Linked DNA regions of Homo sapiens: region 2 is linked to region 1. A link is a contact called in ENCODE POLR2A ChIA-PET data. All regions are on one chromosome and are shown on one strand. The core of a region is the stretch at or near the end of the contact, and the rest is flanking DNA. Distances in the headings are between cores, read along the strand shown. Region 1 overlaps SLCO2B1 (solute carrier organic anion transporter family member 2B1). Region 2 has its middle 18 kb from the start of ARRB1.

What was found. ChIA-PET counts read pairs that join two places held with the same protein, here RNA polymerase II (POLR2A).
Region 2: POLR2A ChIA-PET joins it to region 1 with 14 read pairs in activated naive CD4-positive, alpha-beta T cell. The contact joins two enhancer-like sites. POLR2A ChIA-PET finds 5 or more read pairs at or near these places in 2 of 52 experiments (AG04450 and activated naive CD4-positive, alpha-beta T cell).

The regions. Positions count from the first base shown.
Region 1 is chr11:75,203,175-75,208,209 of GRCh38, forward strand. SLCO2B1 (solute carrier organic anion transporter family member 2B1) reads left to right here. Exons shown (of 14, transcript NM_007256.5): 13 at 133-253; 14 at 1,226-3,375. The coding sequence ends at 1,406. It overlaps TPBGL-AS1 (TPBGL antisense RNA 1), which reads right to left. Exons shown (of 6, transcript XR_950308.4): 6 at 2,864-4,959. Among named protein-coding and RNA genes, the nearest start is that of TPBGL-AS1, 20 kb to the right of the region's middle. RefSeq lists an enhancer at 1-652. Within about 2 kb of position 1,942, at least 3 of the 41 ENCODE cell types and tissues checked have a DNase peak (open chromatin) inside an H3K27ac peak, as active enhancers do.
Region 2 is chr11:75,366,983-75,372,017 of GRCh38, forward strand. No RefSeq gene overlaps it. Among named protein-coding and RNA genes, the nearest start is that of ARRB1, 18 kb to the left of the region's middle. Within about 2 kb of position 3,094, at least 4 of the 41 ENCODE cell types and tissues checked have a DNase peak (open chromatin) inside an H3K27ac peak, as active enhancers do.

The DNA.
Region 1 (5,035 bases), core at 692-3,191:
GTGGGGCGGGCTTGAGGGCCAGACAGCCAAGAGGCCCCAGTAACCCAGAGCCCCTGAGGGGTTGTACATGCCAGGGAGGGGGCAGGGTAGGACGGTGGGCCTTCATTGTCCCCTGAGCACCACCTCCCTCAGCCTGGATGCCCAGCCCCGTGATCCACGGCAGCGCCATCGACACCACCTGTGTGCACTGGGCCCTGAGCTGTGGGCGTCGAGCTGTCTGTCGCTACTACAATAATGACCTGCTCCGAAACCGGTGAGACCTGGTTTGATGGCTTGTGGGAAGGGTGCTGGAAATACTCTCAGAGTCCCAGGCAGGATACCAGCAGGGAGGGGAGGTTTCATTTAAGTCTACCTGCTAGGTGACAGGTGTCATTATATATTCAGTGCTGAGCTCACCAGTCCTTCAAGCTAAACACTGCCCCCCTCCTTTTATAGATGAGGAAAGTGACAGTTAAAGCAAGTAGCCCAAGGTCACACAGCTAATAACTTGCAGAGCTGGGCCTTGACCACAGAGTCTATGCAGGAACTTGGGGAGAAACAGAGGAGCAGCCATGCTGCGAGAGGGACTTGGGGTGAAGGGCTGGGGAGAAAGCCCTGTCTAGGACACAGGAGGCCTGGGTTTCAGGCCCAGCTCTGTCTCCCTCATCATGGGACTTATCTTGTCTGGGGCTCAGTCTTCCCATCTGTACAAAGGGGAACTCAAAGGAACCTGAAGGCACAGAGGCGGCTGGCCTGGGATGGATGTGGAGAGGACTTGCTAGCAGGGCTGGGGACAGGGAGCTGGTCACTTTCAGCTCTGAGGAGGTGAGGAGGGCACAGTTTCTGTGGGCTGGGACTGTCCACAGGGGGCTTCCTAGAAAAGGAAAAGTCAAACAAGGGCTTTGATAGTTAAACAGGGGAGAGGGAATCCGTTTGTTCTTGTGGCAGGTGGCGCAATATAAAATTGCACTTGTCAGGCCCCCTGAGCCCTTGGGCTCGGAGAGAGGCAGGGCCAGGCCAGGCCACAGAGCAGAGTCCAGGACAGGGCGATGAAGATGGCCAGGCCTCTGCTCCCACCCAGGGCTCCTCTGCAGAGCCTCTCCCCCTCCTCCAGGGAAGAGCCACAGCAGAGGTCAATGTCTCCCTGAGGCCTCAGTATCTCTGATTTCACAATGAGTGATGACTGCTGACGTCCATGCCCTGGCCTGGCAGCTCTTGAGTTCAAGGGTCCCCATTCTTTCCCCAGGTTCATCGGCCTCCAGTTCTTCTTCAAAACAGGTTCTGTGATCTGCTTCGCCTTAGTTTTGGCTGTCCTGAGGCAGCAGGACAAAGAGGCAAGGACCAAAGAGAGCAGATCCAGCCCTGCCGTAGAGCAGCAATTGCTAGTGTCGGGGCCAGGGAAGAAGCCAGAGGATTCCCGAGTGTGAGCTGTCTTGGGGCCCCACCTGGCCAAGAGTAGCAGCCACAGCAGTACCTCCTCTGAGTCCTTTGCCCAAGATTGGGTGTCAAGAGCCCTGTGTTCCATTCTGGCTCCTCCACTAAATTGCTGTGTGACTTCAGGCAAGACATTGATCCTCTCTCAGCCTTTGCTTGCTAGTCTGAACCAAAGAGTTGTTTGGGCATTTGCTGTGTTGGCCATTTCTGGAGCAAGAGGGTCTTCTTCCTCCTTCCCCCAGCCAGCCAGCTGTCCTGGGGCCAGGCTTTCCTGGGTGGAAAGAAGTATACCTTTCCCTGGGGCCCTAGGATAGCAAAGTGAGCCATAGTGGGCCAGGCTGCCCTCCATGCTGGGCCCCAGCCCAGGTCTGCACTCGCCTGGATCACCTTCTTTGAGCCTTAGCCATCTCCTGTCAGGTAGGAATGAACTTGCCAGCCTTCAGGCTCGTTCAGCTATGACCATCTGTGCGGTCAGGGTACACTCAGCTCTCCTCCCCAACTCCAGCAGCCTTTAAGAAGTGTCCCTTTGGCGCCCCCTGGAGGCAGAGCACTGAGCTGGACCCTGGGTAGACTCCCACAGGGAGGACGGAGCTGGCCTCAGGAGTGGGACACCCAGACTTGGCAGGGCCTTCAAGAGGCCTGTGTGGGGGCCCCAGGAATCCTTAGCTGAAGCGGGGAGACTCACTCTCCATCTCAGGAAATTCTAGCCCTTGCCCTCAGGGAGCCACGGTTGAGGGTGAGGCCCAACACCTGCCTTAGGGCCCTGGGTGGGCAAGTCTGGGCCCTGGGGTAGGGAGGGAGACTCAGGCCCACACTTGGGTATTTTCTAATTTCAGACAAACACACACTCAGCGCGCACTCACTGATTCCTACACATTGCCAAGATTTCACACATGTGACCAGGGGCCACCAAAGTCCCTGTGACCTTTGTGACTAGGATCCTAATTTCTCTATTTTCTCCTGGGTGCCTGGGTCTGTGTCACCTGGGGCAGTGTGGATAATGTTTAGTTCTGTGACACTGTTTTTTGGGGGTGGCACCTGGTTCTCCGATGCCTGGGCTGGTGTCAGGCCCAGGACTGTAGTGCTGGGAGCAGTAAAGCTCAGCTCTGTGTAATGAGTGATGCTATGGCTTGCTCGTGTCTTATGATCCAATCCTTTTCTACATCAGCCCTTGTTTTGTTTTATGGCTAGTCTTATCTGGCCTGGTTATTTCCTTGCGGGGAGGAGAGGGTTTGCTAATCTGCTCCCAGCCCAACCTATTACCACCCCACCTCGCTGGGACCTACTGCTCGGGAGGCAGCAGACAGGGAGCCACCAGCAGTGGCTTCCTGGCCCTGTGCTGGGGGTGGGGGGAAGCTGGGGGCACATGTGGCCCTTGCCTTCTGAGCAGCTCCCAGTGCCAGGGCTTTGAGACTTTCCCACATGATAAAAGAAAAGGGAGGTACAGAAGTTCCAATTCCCTTTTTATTTTGCTGGTTGGTATCTGTAAATGTTTAATAAATATCTGAGCATGTATCTATCAACGCCAAGAATTTCAAAGTCTCCTTCAACAATATGAGGCTTTTAGGATGTTTATATTCCTTCATCCCTCTTGTTTCCCAGGTTTTGCAGGGAAAAAAAGTCTGGAATTATAGATACAGCTTATTATTAAATTTGTTCTTGCATAATGTCTCTTCTATTACAAAAATTCTTTCTTCATAAACTGCATTAGAGGTTTGCAACAACCACATCATTTCCATTAACTTAGATTTAGGTTTTACTGGATTCATTGCTCACCATTATTGCTTGTATATTACATCTTTTCCAATCTTTATATTCTGGTCTAATTTTTGTTTGAGTGTCTTCGTCTACTAATGGTTTCAAAAATGGAATAAGGTCATGAGGATTTCTGAATCCTCACCTGTCCAAATTGTCATTCACATTTTATAGAAGAGGAAACTGGCTCAGAAAGCACAAGTGACTTCCCCAAGATCACACAGAAAATAAATGATGGAGCCAAGGTTGGATGTGTAGACCTTGTGGGAACTGAAGGTTTTATAATTTGAGGAGCCCTCTTTAAGAAAAATATACAAAATTATGAATATAAAATTAGGTACAAGGTACCTATATTTACCTATAATGAGAAAAGAAATCAAAACAGATACATCACACAATCCCCCCAAAATGCGTAATACTTTTATTAACTGCCCTGCTTAACCTCTGAGACACATTTTCTCCCCCTGATGATTAGAAGAATTTTCCACAGACTAGCTTCTGGCTCTGTACATTTCAAACCTGGTTTCTCCTGTTTCTTGTCTACTGCCCATATACTTCCTGGGCTGGGTGCCATGACACACATTCATATCACGATATGACCTCTGCATATGGCAACTTAATATCACCATGCCAAGTGAGCTGGGCAGTGGGTAGAATTCCTAGAAGCTATTCTCTACACAGAGATTACTAGCAATGATTTATCTATACACAGAGAACCACATAAATATTAATATATCCTCTGTTTCAGAAAACCACATAAACATATCCCAGTGAACCCAACTCAAATCAGTCCCCCACTCAGCTTCCCCTTGGTCAGATCCCAGAAGTGCCCATGGCCACTCCAATTATCCCACATAAAGGAAAATTGAAACACAAGGGAAGTTGGAGTGGGAAGAAAATAGTAATTTTGATTGTGGTTAAAGTATCTTACCTTTGCAAATTTTATAAAAATATGACAACGTGAACACATCGCTGAGGCCCTCCCTGGATCTGGGGAGAGTCCTGGATGCTCAAGCTGCATTCACATCACGGTGAGTCCGCCTCTTGGTTGAGCCAAGATCTGAAGGAAAAGACGAGGTCCTTGTGCCTAAAGTCTTCCAAACTGGACATGGTGAGGAGACTCAGGAGTTACCCAAGAGAGAAATGGGTCAAGAGCCAAGGGGTGGAGCAAGTCAGGGCCAGAGGGGTTTTCCAGGCCCTGTGGGGGTCCCAGGGAAGTCCTCTCCCCTAATATAGCCTCTGGTCAATGAAGAGCCACAAGCATTTGCATCTGCAAGCTTACTTTCTTACACTGTACCAGGAAGCTGGGAGGAGAAGACATTAAGTCTCCCTGCTAGATTGTGCTGGTGTAAAGTCAGCAGAGGACAGGACTCAGACCAGAACTGACATCCTGATGCCTAGGTTTCTTTTCTTGTAGACTCTGGGAAGGTCTGGGATGCTAGATGCTGGGAAGTTCTAGGGTAGGCAGATGACCCATCAGGAGCTGGCATCCAGGGGTCATGACTGACATGCAGATAAGTGAAAGAGAACTCAGCGACATCCTCACCATTGCCTGGAGGTGTTGAATTCTTTCCCCTTCACATACCTTTGCTTATGCTGTTCCCTCTGACCTGGGTTATCTTCTTCATCCCCATCGCACAGCTTGTCTCTCCATCCCCACTTCATAAAGTCCTACCCAATCTTCCAGGCCCAGCTCAAAGGCCACCAACTCCAGGAAGGCAACATGGTATAGGCAATGGGGGGCAAGTGAAAACCACCTCTGGGGATCCAATCAAAGGCATAGACTCTCCACTAAATATAAAACAAAACACACACACAGAGACATATACACAATTGTGCATATGATTTCAGAGGTTGAAGACCATAT
Region 2 (5,035 bases), core at 1,844-4,343, 160 kb after region 1:
TACATGGCCTGCATGACTACATTCTTTGAAGACTAGGCTCCAGATGTCCCCATAGATAACCTCAAGGAGCACGGCACCAGGGAGTGACTGCCCTCAGCATACCTTCTGGTAGCAGGTGCAGGTGCGAGTTTGCCCACATTCTGTATTCATGATAAACAGTTTGCTGTTTGATCATATAGCCTCCAGTGGAATGCTGAGTTGGTCACAACGCTCAGGCTTTCGGCTCCCATCAATGTAAGATGCTCACATTAGAAGAAAGTGGGTGAAGGGTATATGGGAACTTTGTATATTATCTTTGCAACTTTTCTAAAACCCTTTTTTTTTTTTTGAGATGGAGTCTTGCTCTGTCACCCAGGCTGGAGGGCAGTGGCGCAATCTCGGCTCACTGCAGCCTCTGCCTCCCGAGTAGCTGGGACAACAGGCGCCTGACACCACTCCCAGCTAATTTTTGTATTTTTAGTAGAGATGGGGTTTCACCATATTGACCTGGCTAGTCTTGAACTCCTAACCTCAAGTGATCCACCCACTTTGGCCTCCCAAAGTGCTGGGATTACAAGCATGAGCCACTGCACCCAGCATCCTACAAATCTAAAATTACTCCAAAATAAAAAATTTATGTGAAAAAGTGGCTGGGTACAGTAGCTCATGCCTGTAATCCCAGCACTTTGGAAGGCTGAGACAGACGGATCACCTGAGGTCAGGAGTTTGAGACCTGGGCCAACATGGAGAACCCCATCTCTCCACTAAAAATACAAAAACTAGCTGGGTGTGGTGGCGCATGCCTGTAATCCCAGCTACTCAGAAGGCTGAGGCAGGAGAGAATTGGTTGAACCTGAGGGGGGCGTGGAGGGGGCAGGTTGTAGTGAGCCAAGATCACACCACTGCACTCCAGCCTGGGGCAGCAGAACGAGGCTCTGACTCAAAAAAAAAAAAAATTCATATAGTTCTCCAAAAATATAGAGACAAAAAATAATTCTTTATTTTACCTTTTTTTTTTTTTTTTTTTTTTTAAGACAAGGTCTCACTCTGTTGCCCAGGCTGGAAGGCAGTGGCACAATCATGGCAGCCTTGACACCTAGGCTCATATGATCCTTCCACCTCAACCTCCCAAGTAGTTGGGACTACAGGTGCATGCCACCATACCTGGCTAATTTTTTACCTTTTATAGAGACAGGGTCTCACTATGTTGTCCAGGCTGGTCTTGAACTCCTGGGCTCAAGTAATCCCCCTGCCTCAGCCTCCCAAAGTGCTGGAATTACAAGTGTGAGCCACCATGCCCAGACACAATATTTTTAAATAGGTAGAAAAAAATCAAGTCATAAAGCATCAATTCAGGAGGTCTGATATCTGTTTAATGAGAATTCCAGAGAGAAAAAAGAGCCAGAGCCGGGCGCAGTGGCTCACGCCTGTAATCCCAGCACTTTGGGAGGCTGAGGCGGGCGGATCACGAGGTCAGGAGATGGAGGCCATCCTGGCTAACACGGTGAAATCCCGTCTCTACTAAAAATACAAAAAAATTAGCCGGGCGTGGTGGCAGGTGCCTGTAGTCCCAGCTACTCGGGAAGCTGAGGCAGGAGAATGGTGTGAACCTGGGAGGCAGTTTGCAGTGAGCCGAGATCCCGCCACTGCACTCCAGACTGGGCGAGAGCGAGACTCCGTCTCAAAAAAAAAAAAAAAAAAAAAAAAGAGCCAGGCATGGTGGCTTATCCCTGTAATCCCAGCACTTTGGGAGGCCGAGGCAGGTGGATCACGAGGTCAGGAATTCAAGACCAGCCTGACCAACGTGGTGAAACCCTGTCTCTACTAAAAATACAACAATTAGCTGGGCGTGGTGGCACATGCTTGTAATCCCAGCTACTCGGGAGGCTGAGGCAGGAGAATCGCTTTAACCCAGGAGGCAGGGGTTGCAGTGAGCCGAGATCATGCCATTGCACTCCAGTGACAGAGCAAGACTCTGTTTCAAAAAAAAAAAAAAAGAAAGAAAGAAAAATAATCAGAGAAATACTAGAAGAAAATTTCCCAGAGCAGTAACAACAAAAAAACGAGTCTTTACATTAAAAGTGTCCGTTGAATGCTGAGCAGAATCCTAGGGATTCATGAGGTTTCAGAAAGTCCAAGACCTTCTGGAAATCAGAAACAAACAAACATTATCTGCAAGGGAATGAAGATCAAATGAGCACTGGGCTTCTCTGAAGCTAGAAGCTATAAAACAATGGTCTGTATAGTTCTAAGGGGAAATGGTTTTGAACAGTTAAGCCACAAAACAAGCTTAGGGGCAAAATTCTGAGAAGCAATAAAATTTACCTCCCACACATTCTTTTCTTTTCTTATCTTTTTTTTTTTTTTTTTTTTGAGACTTGCCCTGTCGCCCAGGCTAGAGTGCAGTGACACCATCACAGTTCGCTGCAGCCTTGACCTCCTGGGCTCAACTGATCCTCCCACCTCAGCCTCCCAAGTAGCTGGGACTACAGGTGTACACCACCACACTTGGCTAATATTTGTATTTTTTGTAGAGATGGGGTTTCTCCATGTTGCCCAGGCTGGTCTCGAACTCCTGAGGCTCAAGTGATCTTCCCATCCCAGCCTCCCAAAGTGTTGGGATTATAGGCGTGAGCCACCACACTTGGCCAGTCACGTGCTTTTGCTGAAAAAATTACTTGAGATTGTAATCCAGAAAAAACAAAAAATCAGATATAATGTAGTGCTGTCATTCTCAAGATATAGTTCCAGAAGCAGCATCTGGGAACATGTTAAAAATGCAAATGTAGGGCCCATCCCAACCTGTTGAGTCAGAAACTCTGGGGTTTGAGGGCAGCAGTCTGTGTCTTTACCACCCTTCCAAGTGATGTGGTGCATGCTTAAATTTGCAGACCCCAGAGTTGTGGATGATGCCATCAGTCCACTCAAATCCCCTTCACCAGGCTGCTGCACCCATTCCCAGCTGCTGTGAGTTGCTGTACAAAATGCCCCCTGTCTCAAGGTGGCACCAGGCTGAGACTGGTCTCCAGCCAAGAACACTTCGTAGCTTAGCTTTCTTCCCCCGCCCTACCCTGCTTCCCTCCTTCCTCTTCTCCTGAGATCACTTCCTCAGTTGGTCACTGTCACCAAAATCCCTGTCCCAGCCTCTGCTTCCTAGGAGGCCGGACCTAAGTCACATAGTAACCAAGAAACCACAGAACTAACTTACATGCACATTGAAAAAGAAGTCCCACAATGGTAACTGCCAGGAAGTATTTGATTTAAATTAGAACATGGAAACAGAAGACTGCGATAACAATGTCTTTTAAACGTTTTTGTTTTTTTTTTTTCAAGGCAGAGTTTCACTCTTGTTGCCCAGGCTGGAGTGCAATGGCACGATCTCAGCTCACAGCAACCTCCACCTCCCGGGTTCAAGCCATTCTCCTGCCTCAGCCTCCAGAGTAGACGGGATTACAGGCATGCACTACCACACCCAGCTAATTTTGTATTTTTAGTAGAGATGGGGTTTCTCCATGTTGGCCAGGCTGGTCTCAAACTCCGGACCTCAGGTGATCCGCCCGCCTCAGCCTCCCAAAGTGCTGGGATTACAGTCGTGAGCCACCGCGCCGGGCGGGTCTTTAAAATGTTTTTAAGAAAAAAGGGAATTTCAGTCCATAGACAGTACAATTAAGAAGCTAGAAGCTCTTAGTCATATGGTAAAGAAAGCACACAGTTCTTCTCTCAAAAAGGAATAGGAAAAGTGTCAAGAAACTCCAGAAAAAACACAAAACTATACCAGAAAATTGTGATTCAAATATGAAACTGTGGCATGATTTTAAGCAATTGATGATATGTAAGGAAAGAGAAGAACTTGATCTGAACATTTGGAATATTTCTTTTTTTATTGACCTTATTTTATTTTACTTTGAGAAAAATTTCAACATATGCCGAAGTAGAAAAAAATTGCAAAATGAACTTCATGTACCCATCATCACTCAACTTCAATGGTTATCAAGATCAGGTCAATCTCAAATATCTAGTCAATTTTCAAATTTCTCTAAATATCTCATTTTTTTTCTTTTTACAGTTGGTATGTTTAAATCTGGACCCAAAGTATATTTATTGCATTTAGTTTATATGTCTCTCTTAAATCTCTCCCAGGCTACAGTGGAACGCTCCCATTTGGACAGCCTCAGTTTAGGGACCTGGAATTACATTTCCTTCTTTACTGATCCAAACAGTATCCAAAATCTACAGTGACTGTTCTGTTCCTGCTTGAAGGTCAAATCCCTTGTCTTTTTTTTTTTTTTTTTTTTTTTGAGACGGAGTCTCGCTCTGTCGCCCAGGCCGGAGTGCAGTGGCACAATCTCAGCACACTCCAAGTTCTGCCTCCCAGGTTCACGCCATTCTTCTGCCTCAGCCTCCCGAGTAGCTGGGACTACAGGCACCCGCCACCACGCCCGGCTAATTTTTTGTATTTTTAGTAGAGACGGGGTTTCACCATGTTAGCCAGGATGGTCTCGATCTCCTGCCCTCGTGATCCGCCCGCCTCGGCCTCCCAAAGTGCTGGGATTACAGGCATGAGCCACCATGCCTGGCCAAATCCCTTGTCTTAATCACTACTGCCTCTTGAAATAACCATTTGGATTGCCTTCAAGTTCAGCCTGCTTCAACCTCTCTCAAATCTTCAGGTTTTTTAGAATCAAAAGATTATCTACAGTTTCTTTAGGTCTTAAAGGACTTTTTCTTGGGGGTCCAGTCAATATAGAAATTTGGGATCCCCTGTTCCTGCATAAATACTGAAGCAGGTGTCCGGGGTCTAGAAATCTTCTGTATTTTTCTGTTTACCAAACTTCGTTAAGAGCTCCCCTGGTTACACAGGCTATGGATACTTGAGTGCCAGATGGGATTAAAGATAGCCAAACAATGCTCTAATTTATCTCTGAACCTCTCAGAAAGTTCAGGAAGTTTAGGTTAGGAGCCAAAAGGTGTTTAGAGCTGCAGCCACAAAAGATCCTCAGAAACAATCTTCAGCCGGGGAGCCCAGGTTTTGTTGTAAAGAGCCCTTGACCATGAA